2 separate regions of the Mus musculus genome follow, and region 2 is linked to region 1. Evidence: chromatin contacts called from ENCODE Hi-C or POLR2A ChIA-PET data. All regions are on one chromosome and are shown on one strand. Each heading gives the region's core, a stretch centred on a gene start or an enhancer-like site at or near the end of the contact. The rest is flanking DNA. Distances are from core to core; before and after follow the strand shown.

Evidence for each region. Hi-C counts contacts between places; a loop is a spot of excess contacts on that map. ChIA-PET counts read pairs that join two places held with the same protein, here RNA polymerase II (POLR2A).
Region 2: a map of Patski shows a loop between it and region 1 (2.6-fold over the local background). The contact joins the promoter of Pdlim4 here to the promoter of Irf1 in region 1. A Hi-C loop is called at or near these places in 1 of 37 maps with a recorded cell type or tissue (Patski). POLR2A ChIA-PET finds 5 or more read pairs at or near these places in 2 of 5 experiments (Patski and embryonic stem cell).

The regions. Positions count from the first base shown.
Region 1 is chr11:53,768,361-53,772,958 of GRCm38, reverse strand. Irf1 (interferon regulatory factor 1) reads right to left here and starts at 2,945. Exons shown (of 10, transcript NM_008390.2): 1 at 2,681-2,945; 2 at 1,584-1,675; 3 at 21-120. The coding sequence starts at 1,670.
Region 2 is chr11:54,066,474-54,071,060 of GRCm38, reverse strand. It overlaps Pdlim4 (PDZ and LIM domain 4), which reads left to right and starts at 2,044. Exons shown (of 7, transcript NM_019417.3): 1 at 2,044-2,221. The coding sequence starts at 2,129.

The sequences.
Region 1 (4,598 bases), core at 1,696-4,195:
CCCTCCCCCACCCTGCCCACCTGTGTGAATGGCCCAGCTCCGGAACAGACAGGCATCCTTGTTGATGTCCCAGCCGTGCTTAGCAGCGTGCTTCCATGGAATCTGGAAGATCATCTCTTCCTGAACAGTGTACATAGAAGACCGAGTCAGCTCAGAGTGCGACCGAGGATGCGCAGCCCCCAAGTATGGGAAAAGGCTGACTTCCCCTTTTTACCCCGACATCTGGCCTGGATTGACCCGTCTTGGCTGCCTGTAACAGGGCACTCTGCATCTTTTAGGAAGGGCAGTAGGGGGCTTAGGTTCTGATGAGCCACAGCACCAGAAGCTCAAAGACACCCCTGCCCCACACTGTGGATGTGCTGAGAACCTAAGCAGCACCCCCTTCTCAGCCCTGGCCTGGCAGGCCTTGGATGCTTCTCTCTGGCTACCGAGCATTGGAACATGGGACCTTCTTGCTTTAGAGTCTCCTCAGGACGCCTGGCACAGTGACTCCTACATAGATAGGCTCCTGCTCATACTCCCAAGGGATCCCTGAACCAGACCTGGGTGAGGGCTGCCTATGTAATATTGCCCTACTCTTCTCCCCTTAGGTAAGACATAAAGAGAAAAGGTTTGTGTATGTGTGGGGGTGGGTGGGTGGGGGACTGTTTGTTTTTAATAAAAAGTATGTATGGGAACAACAGCCACCATGAGTTAAGTTTTTTTTTAGTTCTGTTTTTTAAATTTTTATGCGTGTATTGTGAGTGTGTGTGTGAGAGAGAGAGAGAGAGAGAGAGAAAGAGAGAGAGAGAGAGGAGAGAGAGATACAAGCCAGGGCACTTATGTACAGGTCAGAGGCCAACCTCCTACCATGAGAGGACTCTAGGGATCAAAGTTAGGCCTTCAGGCTCACTGGAAGGTGGTGCCTTTACCTGCTGAGCAAGCTCACCAGCCCCAAGATCCAGGAGGCTCTTACCACCACCACTCTTGTTACTGCTGGTTAACTGTATACTATTTCAATCAAGTTGGTTCAAGTTGGTCTTGGGTTTCACACTTTTTACATGACTTTGTAATCTACCTTAAAGTGCCTCAGTTTCCTTACGCGAGACCCATCTCACAGGATTACTATGCCGGTTAAAATGCACAATTTGGTAACATATCAAAAAAGGTGCCAAGCACATATTAATTATCACCAATGCTACTGCTGCTGCTATACTGCCATGCATGCCAGCTGTGGCTTCTTGGGTCTCCTACGTAACTAGTCCCGTTCCTAACCACTATCGACTGCTTTTCTGTCTGTCTTGTCTATCCAACTGGAGCCATGTAAGACTTATGTATACAGTGTTTCTCTTGGAAGAGAGAGGAACCCAGGCTCTGCAGAAGCTGAGAAGTTTTGGTGCTGAGGACTGTACCACTAGGAGGGTGAGCTGGCCACAGCTTCAGGAAGGAAGAAGCAGGAGGCAGAAGTCAGACCTTGCACGTTCTGGCATGCAGCACCCACTGGGAAATACATTTTCCTGCTCTCTTAACGTTCACTCATGAAATTTGGCGCCCCAAGAGAACATGCATTAAACAGTGGCAGGAATACGCAGGATAACACTCACTTTATTGATCCAGATCAGCCCTGGGATTTGGTTGGAATTAATCTGCATCTCTAGCCAGGGTCTCATCCGCATTCGAGTGATTGGCATGGTGGCTGGAGGGAAAAGACAGAGGCCTGTGTTTGGAGTCTGTTAAACAACCCTGGGCACTGCCCTGCTCCACCCAAGGCCGCTCGCTCAATTACCTTCTCCTGTCCTCACACCCAGGTCATTACCCTCCCCCACTCTCCTGCCATCAGCCAGGTACCCAGGTCATAGATTAGGGACCCTGAAGTAGAATGAAACTCTCCAGCATCATGGGCAAAGCCACCTGCCCATTCTTTTCAGTCTCTCCCAGTCAGTCTCAGGAATAAACAACCAAGCAAGTCTGGATGGATGGATGGTTGCAGGATATATGTGCAAAAAAAAAAAAAAAGCCAAAAGACAGACATCTCAATGACAGAACTTTTCTCTCAAAATTCAATCTTTGGAAGAAGGAAGGGACTACTTTTGCTTGTCACCCCCAGCCCTGCACCTTCCAGGCTGTGCAAGCAAGCAAGTCAACCTCCATCTCGGGCACTTCTACCCACCCACTCCAATCCAGTCTATGTCCCCTCTTGACAGCCAGTGCCCACAACATACAGGCTGGGGCGCAACCCCTTCCGGCCTGGTTTCCCCTGCTGTTAAGAGAAGTGGCGCAAGCAACACCTGTGGCACCTCCTCCCGAAAGCCCAGTAGTTCACGACCCGGTCCAGCCAGTCAAGGCAGCGAGCCAACCTCTGCACCGAACACTGCGCGTCCGAAAGCAAGAGCTGGGAGCCAAGCTGCGACCGCCAAAAGTGCGCGCAGGCGGACATCCGAGTCCCCCGGCGCTGCTCGCGGGTGCGCGCGACGGCCACTCTGGGCTACCAAGAGGCCCCGCAGCGGCTCCGCGCACGCAGACCGCCGAGCGCGGCCAGAGGGCGGTGCACGCCGCGGCCCGCCTCCCGCCCGCTTGCAGCGCCCTCCCGAGCCAGCGCGCCACCGCGACCCAGGGTGTCTCTGGCCCCCACTTCCTGGTGTCCCGTGCGCCTTTTGTTCCACGGCACCCGTCGGTGCCCGCGCAGCTCCGGCGAGCTCACCTTTGCTGCAGGAGCGATTCGCAGAGGGTGCCGGAGAGCGAGGCACGGAGTTGCGGTGTAGGTACGCGATGCGCGCACGAAGCGAAAGATGCCCGAGATGCTGGGGTCCCTCTGGCCACCTCGGCTGACCTCGGCGCAACTCGGCCCGGTTCGGTTCGGTTCGGTTCGGTTCGGTTCGGCTTAGACTGTGAAAGCACGTCCTACCTCGACGAAGGAGTGGTGCGCACTGGCGAGTCCGCGGCGCCGCGAAGAAATCTAAACACTTAGCGGGATTCCCCGGCCCGGACTCGGCCACGCCCCCGCCGCGCCGCTCCTGCGCGCCCATTGGCCCACTCGGCCTCATCATTTCGGGGAAATCAGGCTGTTGTAGAGCTAAGCGGCGAAGGGGAAGTACAAGGCAGCTGTGCTCCCCACCCCCTCGGGCCCGCGCCACCGCCCCGGGGCTACCGCGGGCCCGCCCCTTGCTCCACTCCACTCCCCTGCCCCCTTGCCTGTCTTGGAAAGCCGAGACCGTCCCCCTCTTTCTGCAGACTCCCAGCCTGCTGGCTCCTATGATGGTCTTCCCCTTCTCCACGGGAGACACCTAACTCCCTATGTCTCTAGAACACCTGATTCCCTCTCCAGAAGGGTCCCCGGGACTAAATCACCCTCAAAATCAGTCTGGTAATGAAGTGTCAAGAAGGGAGAGATTATGTCCCTGTACCGCCTTACTTGCCACTTGGCTGCTCTGGGAAATTGAGGCAGAAGGCCTAACTTGGAAATACGGGGCAGTAGGAACTCCCAGCCTGGACTCTGCAGGGCCAGCCGTTGAAGGACTCAAGGACTCCGTAACCATAAAATGTCAATAGCTCACTTGCTAGTCTGAAGTGATGGGGGAACACCTTGTCCTTATGGGGAGAGATGATGTGTTTGCTTACATGGGCACAAGATGCGGGTGTGCTTTCCTGTGCCACACGAGGTTCTAGCTAGCGGTGACCAAGGCGACCCTTATTCCTTGGGACTACCTAACACCAAAGAAGTGGATAAAATTCCGAAGTGGCCGTGGTTCCTTCTATGACACCTACTTCAGCTCTCCATCCTCGACGTAGCCCTAGGGAGAGAGTTCCTCTCTGATAGTCTTGAAGTCATTTCTGAGTCCCCAAAGCCTGGCTCTGGAGAAGTTCTGGGCAGCATAGGGAAATTGTGGCTAAGGGGGGACCCAGGTCCCAAGGGGATGGCAAGGGCAGCGGGTTAACTGGTGTTCACGAGTAAACCTTGCCAGTTTGTTCTTTCTCTTAGCGGCTGGGCTAGTGTATACATGTTCCATCTCCGAACTCTGGCCCCTCAGGCTTCTTCATTCGCTTCCTCGCAGCTTCTGACTCACAAGTACATCAGTCCTCTACCGTGTCATTCTCTTGTGTCACCTTCCTCACCCTAGCTGTCCGTCTAGGACAGCACCCAGTTTGAATGTTGCAAGCTGTAATACACACATCAATGGACGATTGTACCTGTAACGTCACTGCCTCATAGACGAGCTAGGAGATTCAAGGTGGCAGGAGGATTTGGAAGGAGGAATTGAGACTCTAGAATAAATACGGAGGTATTTGAAGTCGCAAATTAAGAGAATCACTAGAGACCAGGGCCTTCTGATCACATGACTCTGAATCTGACACCTGCTCTCTGTGCAACAGATGTATACTTGCTCTGTGGAGACACTCTGACCAGCCAATGGAAAATTCAAAATGAGATTAGGGAGAGAAACTTTGTAACTCTTGAAGCCCACAGAGACCCTACTGAAAGCAACCAGAGACTACAAATTACATCAAAATAACTGTGTGGGTATACATAATGAAAGTCAGCCTGTGTCCTGGAATGTCCATATGCAGCCTTGTTAGTGATGGGTACCTGTTTTCTGTCATAAGGATAAATAAAAATTTAC
Region 2 (4,587 bases), core at 795-3,294, 300 kb before region 1:
ACGTGGATGATGACAGCCACAGGCCTGGATATCTATCGTGCATCCTTCTAACCTGCCCAGGCTCTGCACAATGCTGATATAGCAGAATCTAGAACCATCCTCCCCACTCCCCCCTCATCTCCAACCCCGTGAGAGAAGCCTCTGAAGAAAGATGGCAGCGAGGTCATCCTCAGGAAGGCCCTCCTCCAAGAAAGTAATGTGAGTATTCAAGATGGGAAAGACAAGTCTTGGGGAGGTGCAAATCAATCGAGAGAAACAAGAACATCTGGGAAAAAAAGTTCCCAGAATCCACTATGAGGTGCATTGGAAAGGGAGTTTCCACAGATTCCTGAAGAACTATGTTCGTCTCCCCACCACTCCCCACCTCCCCTGCAGCAAGGTTCATTGCTGTCACATATACTGTGGCTCTTGAGGGTCCAGATGAGAGGTCTCTGACCACGGCCCATGCTCTACATTCAACCCTCAGGACAACCAGTGGTTGGTGGTTGAACCCCTTCTACTCCACTTAGAAGGATCCAATGGCTGGGAGCATCTGGTTGCCAGCCCCCAGAGACCATGCAGGGACCATTCTGTCGGTCCTTCCCATATGCCTGTCAATGTGGGACCCCTGTTTGCATGAAGCCGAGCACAAACCTCTGCCACACAGTATTGCGAGCCCAACATCTGTGTGTCCCTCTCACTCTCCACACACTCAAGCATGCATCCGTGTCACACACTCAATCCATGTCACTCCTCTCCCACCTGAGGGGATAGCAGCACCCTCCCTACCAGGAGGACATCCCGGCCTGGGACCTCCTACTTGGTACCTCTCAAGCGGCCTGGGATCTCCTACTTGGTACCTCTCAAGTTGTCCTACTCTTTGTCACCAGGAAGACATCAGGACAGACACCCCTACATTGTAGCTCTCTGACAGTTCTTCTCTTTTCCAGATGTAGGAGATTCAGTGGTCCCTCTCATCTCTTACCCTGTGAGCATCAGCATCACACACACACAGTCCGAGTCACTCACGTGTCACATGTCACAACAGGGTAAGAGAGAACACAGGGTTGCCAAGAATATTGACTAACTAGGATCTTGCCTCCTCTGGGTATGGAGAAGCAATTGATGGCTGATGTGGTCAGACTGAGGTACCCAGAGAGTAGTCTGGCCAAACCATTGTACCTCCAGAAGCTGTTAAAGGACATCCGGGCACACAGTGGTTGGAAGTGAAGACTTGGGGAAGAGAGGAGCCCTGGAGAGTGGGGTGGGGGCGAGCTCCAAATACTTCTGCTCCTCCACTGGGAGACAGGCACTGCTCCAGCCTGCTCTCCTTTCCAGAAAGCTAAGAGATACAACACCCCTGGCAGACAAGATGACCTGAAGGGAGATGGAAACAAGACAAGGCCCAAGAAGCCGAGGGTGGGGGGTGGGGTACCTGGAAAAAAAAAACATGCGCCTTGCTTCTAGATGCCAGAAAAAGGTCAACTCCTCTAGGAGATCAGCTTTGCCTTTGCAAACTAGTTTGGGCACCTTTCTATTTCTACTGCACCCACGCCCCCCGTAGCCCACCAAATAGATCCATGGCCTGCTGCTGTCTTGGGTCTGTGTCCCTAGTCCAGGGCTTCTCAAGCCCAAGGTTCTAAGTGTGCCGGTGTTCAGAGGGTTCCATGCGCTGAAAGGTGGGGAGGCAGGTTGGCCCGCCAGAACGTGGAAGTGGTTTGGGAACAAGGCACGGCCCCATCCCCCATCAGAGCCACCGCAGTCCTGCATCCCTCCCCGGGCTAGAGCACCGGCCCGTAAAAGCGACTTCAAAGGGCCGGTGCCTAGTGTCTGAGTTTCCACAGCCTGCTCGGCTCCTCAGCCAGGCAGAACTCAGACATCCAAGCGGACCCTATTCTGGGGGCTTCAATAAGCGGGTGGGGGGTGCGGGGTTTAGCCTGGGAAAGTGAGGGGCGGGTCCTCGGAGCCCCCAAAGTGGGAGGGTCGGGAGTCCGCGGGACCAATCGGTGTGCGCGCGGGGCGCGGGCACGAACGGAGGGGGGATCGGGGGCGGGCAGCCCGGGGGCGGGGCGCGGCGGCCAGGCGGCGGCAACAGCGGCGGCGACTCCTCCGTGTCCGGCTCCAGCTCTGGCTGCAGCTCCGGCCCGCGATGACCCACTCGGTGACCCTGCGCGGCCCTTCACCCTGGGGCTTCCGCCTGGTGGGCGGCCGGGACTTCAGTGCTCCCCTCACCATCTCGCGGGTGAGTCCGACCCCCGCGGGGCAGCGGGGTAGTCCCGGGGCTTAGACCTTGTCCTTGTAGTAGACCCAGGACCCAGATCCTCGACGTGTCGAAAGCTTGAAAGCAGAGTGTTGGTCTTGGTGACCCACATAATGTGAAGGGGGGTTCCAGCAGGGCAACACAGTCCCACCCCGCTTCCCGCACAGCCTGCCTGCCCCGTTTGGTGGTGAGAATCCCCAAGAGTTCATACACCAACTTCCCGCTGCTAAGTTTCTTTAGGGGAAGTTGCTGTGGGCCAGGGAAGAACCCTCAGACATGGGCCAGGAGTCTGGACAGCTCTACAGAGGCCCAGAAACTCCTCAGATCCAACCCTGCCTGAAGTTTTGGGGCAAAGTAACTGAAAACCCACTTCCCCTGTTAAAGGTCCGGGTGGCCTTAGGAGGGTCTTGCTGTCCTCGGAAGTCCACCCACTTCCCCACTCTGAACTTCAGTTTCTCCTCTCTGGCCTCAGTCACTCTGGGGGAAGTGACCAAGAGGGACTGTTAGCTTCCAGGCAAGGGGGAGACAATGAGGCATGGTTCCCCCTCCTTACAAACCAACACAAAGCCATGGACCAGGACAGCCTCAGCCCAGTTCCCCACGGGTCCCAGGATCATACCCTGCTCCTAGATCTAAGGCAGAGGCAAAGAGGAGGGGGCACAGCCCTGGAGAGGGAGTTGGTCTGAAGATAGAGCAGGGAGGAGCTCCGGCCTGAGGCAGGGATTCCCCAGCCTTGGAGCCAAAAGAGAAGAGAACCCAGGCTCTGCCCTTAGTGGCTCTGGGTCCAGAAGGAGGGGACAGATGTGGACATCCCTTCACCCCACAGAGGCTGCTTGAGTCTTTGGGGAAGTGTGTCGGGGGACTGGAGAACCACTTTGCTGCTTCTTCTGGCCCTGAAGGCTGGGCTAAGCTTTCGAGATTTCTTTTTCAGTTCTTGGGAAGAGGTAGTCACTGGGTGGGTGTGGAATTGTGGAATCCTCTATATGGGGGCCTGGGTGACAGGCAGGACCAGCTGTCCTAGGAGGCTTCCAACATCTGTCTTTACCACTAGGTCCCTGGGGCCAAGTGAGGTATGCCTTCAGCACATCCCTGTGACTTTCATCTCCTTGTTCTCCCTAGAGATCCCCGCTGGGGGTGGGAAGTGGGGGGGGGGGGGCAGAGCATCTATGTCTGCCTGGTGGGTCTGTGTATCTACAAAGAAAGAACGGTGAGGGTGTTAGGCCAGCCGGCAGGCCAGGCACCCTGGGTGTGAGGCCGCTGACAGGCTCAGTGGCCGTGGCTGACTGCTGGAGGCGGCTGAGAGCTAAGACATCTGTTGCCCACGCGGCTGCCTGTCCAACAGGGAAAGGCCTTCAGTCGTCAGCAGAGGCTGCCCAGGCCTTGTTTGGCACTGATGGGGACTTGGTGGGAGGAGATGCAGGCCCCTGATGGACCATTTGGGAGAGAGGAATCCCCTTTTTCCTCCAGAGTCATGTGGCAGGAGCTCAGACATACGGAGCCAGGGTAACTGAGCCTGGGTTAGGGTGGGATTTGGGAGATTTACAGAGCTGGGGAGGTACAGGCCACAACTTGCCTAGCAGGTACCTCAGGGGCAAGAGTACAGGGGTTGGTGATATAGGTGGGGGTGCCCTCACGAAAGGGCTTGTAGATCCTTTCTGTGTTCTCTCAGAGCCCCTCCTATGTTTCCAGAGTCTCCCTTACCCAGAGTCCAGTAGAAACGGACAGCCTCATGCAGACAGTGGGTGGCTGATTGTTAAGCTGGGCTGGGAGCTTACAGTCTTGGCCCAGGAAGTGTCTAGGAACCCCAAGAATAATGTGCAGGGCTTCTTCCTTATAGACAAACTGTAATGACTACTGGTCTTCAAGCATCACAATGTGCCAGGCCCCACCCTATCGGGTGTTGGAAGCAGCACCTCCCCTGCAGCCAGTCCTTGGAAAGAGTGTTGATGCATGCCTAGCCTCTGGTAGAGATGTCATATGCCACGACTGTCACTGGAAGTCCCCAAAACAATCCTTAGACTCCTGGCCTCATATGGTAGATTGAGAGGCTGAGGCACAGAGAAGTTAAAGAACACAGAGCAAGGGGCTGTGAGCAGAAATCTGGGTCTGTTTGGAGGTTGCTGTAACTGTTTATGAAGTGATATGACCCTCTGTGGCTCCCACGCACCACAGGCGTCTGCAGTGGGCACAGTCGGGGCTGGAATGCAGCAGGTGAGAGACTGATTCATACCCCAGATTCCCATCTGACCTCATTGCTCCCCTCCCCCTTTTTCTTCTGTCTGTCTGGTTATCTTGTACTGCACAGCGAGACAGTTGACCAAGTTCCACTCCATCCAAGGATGCCCTTG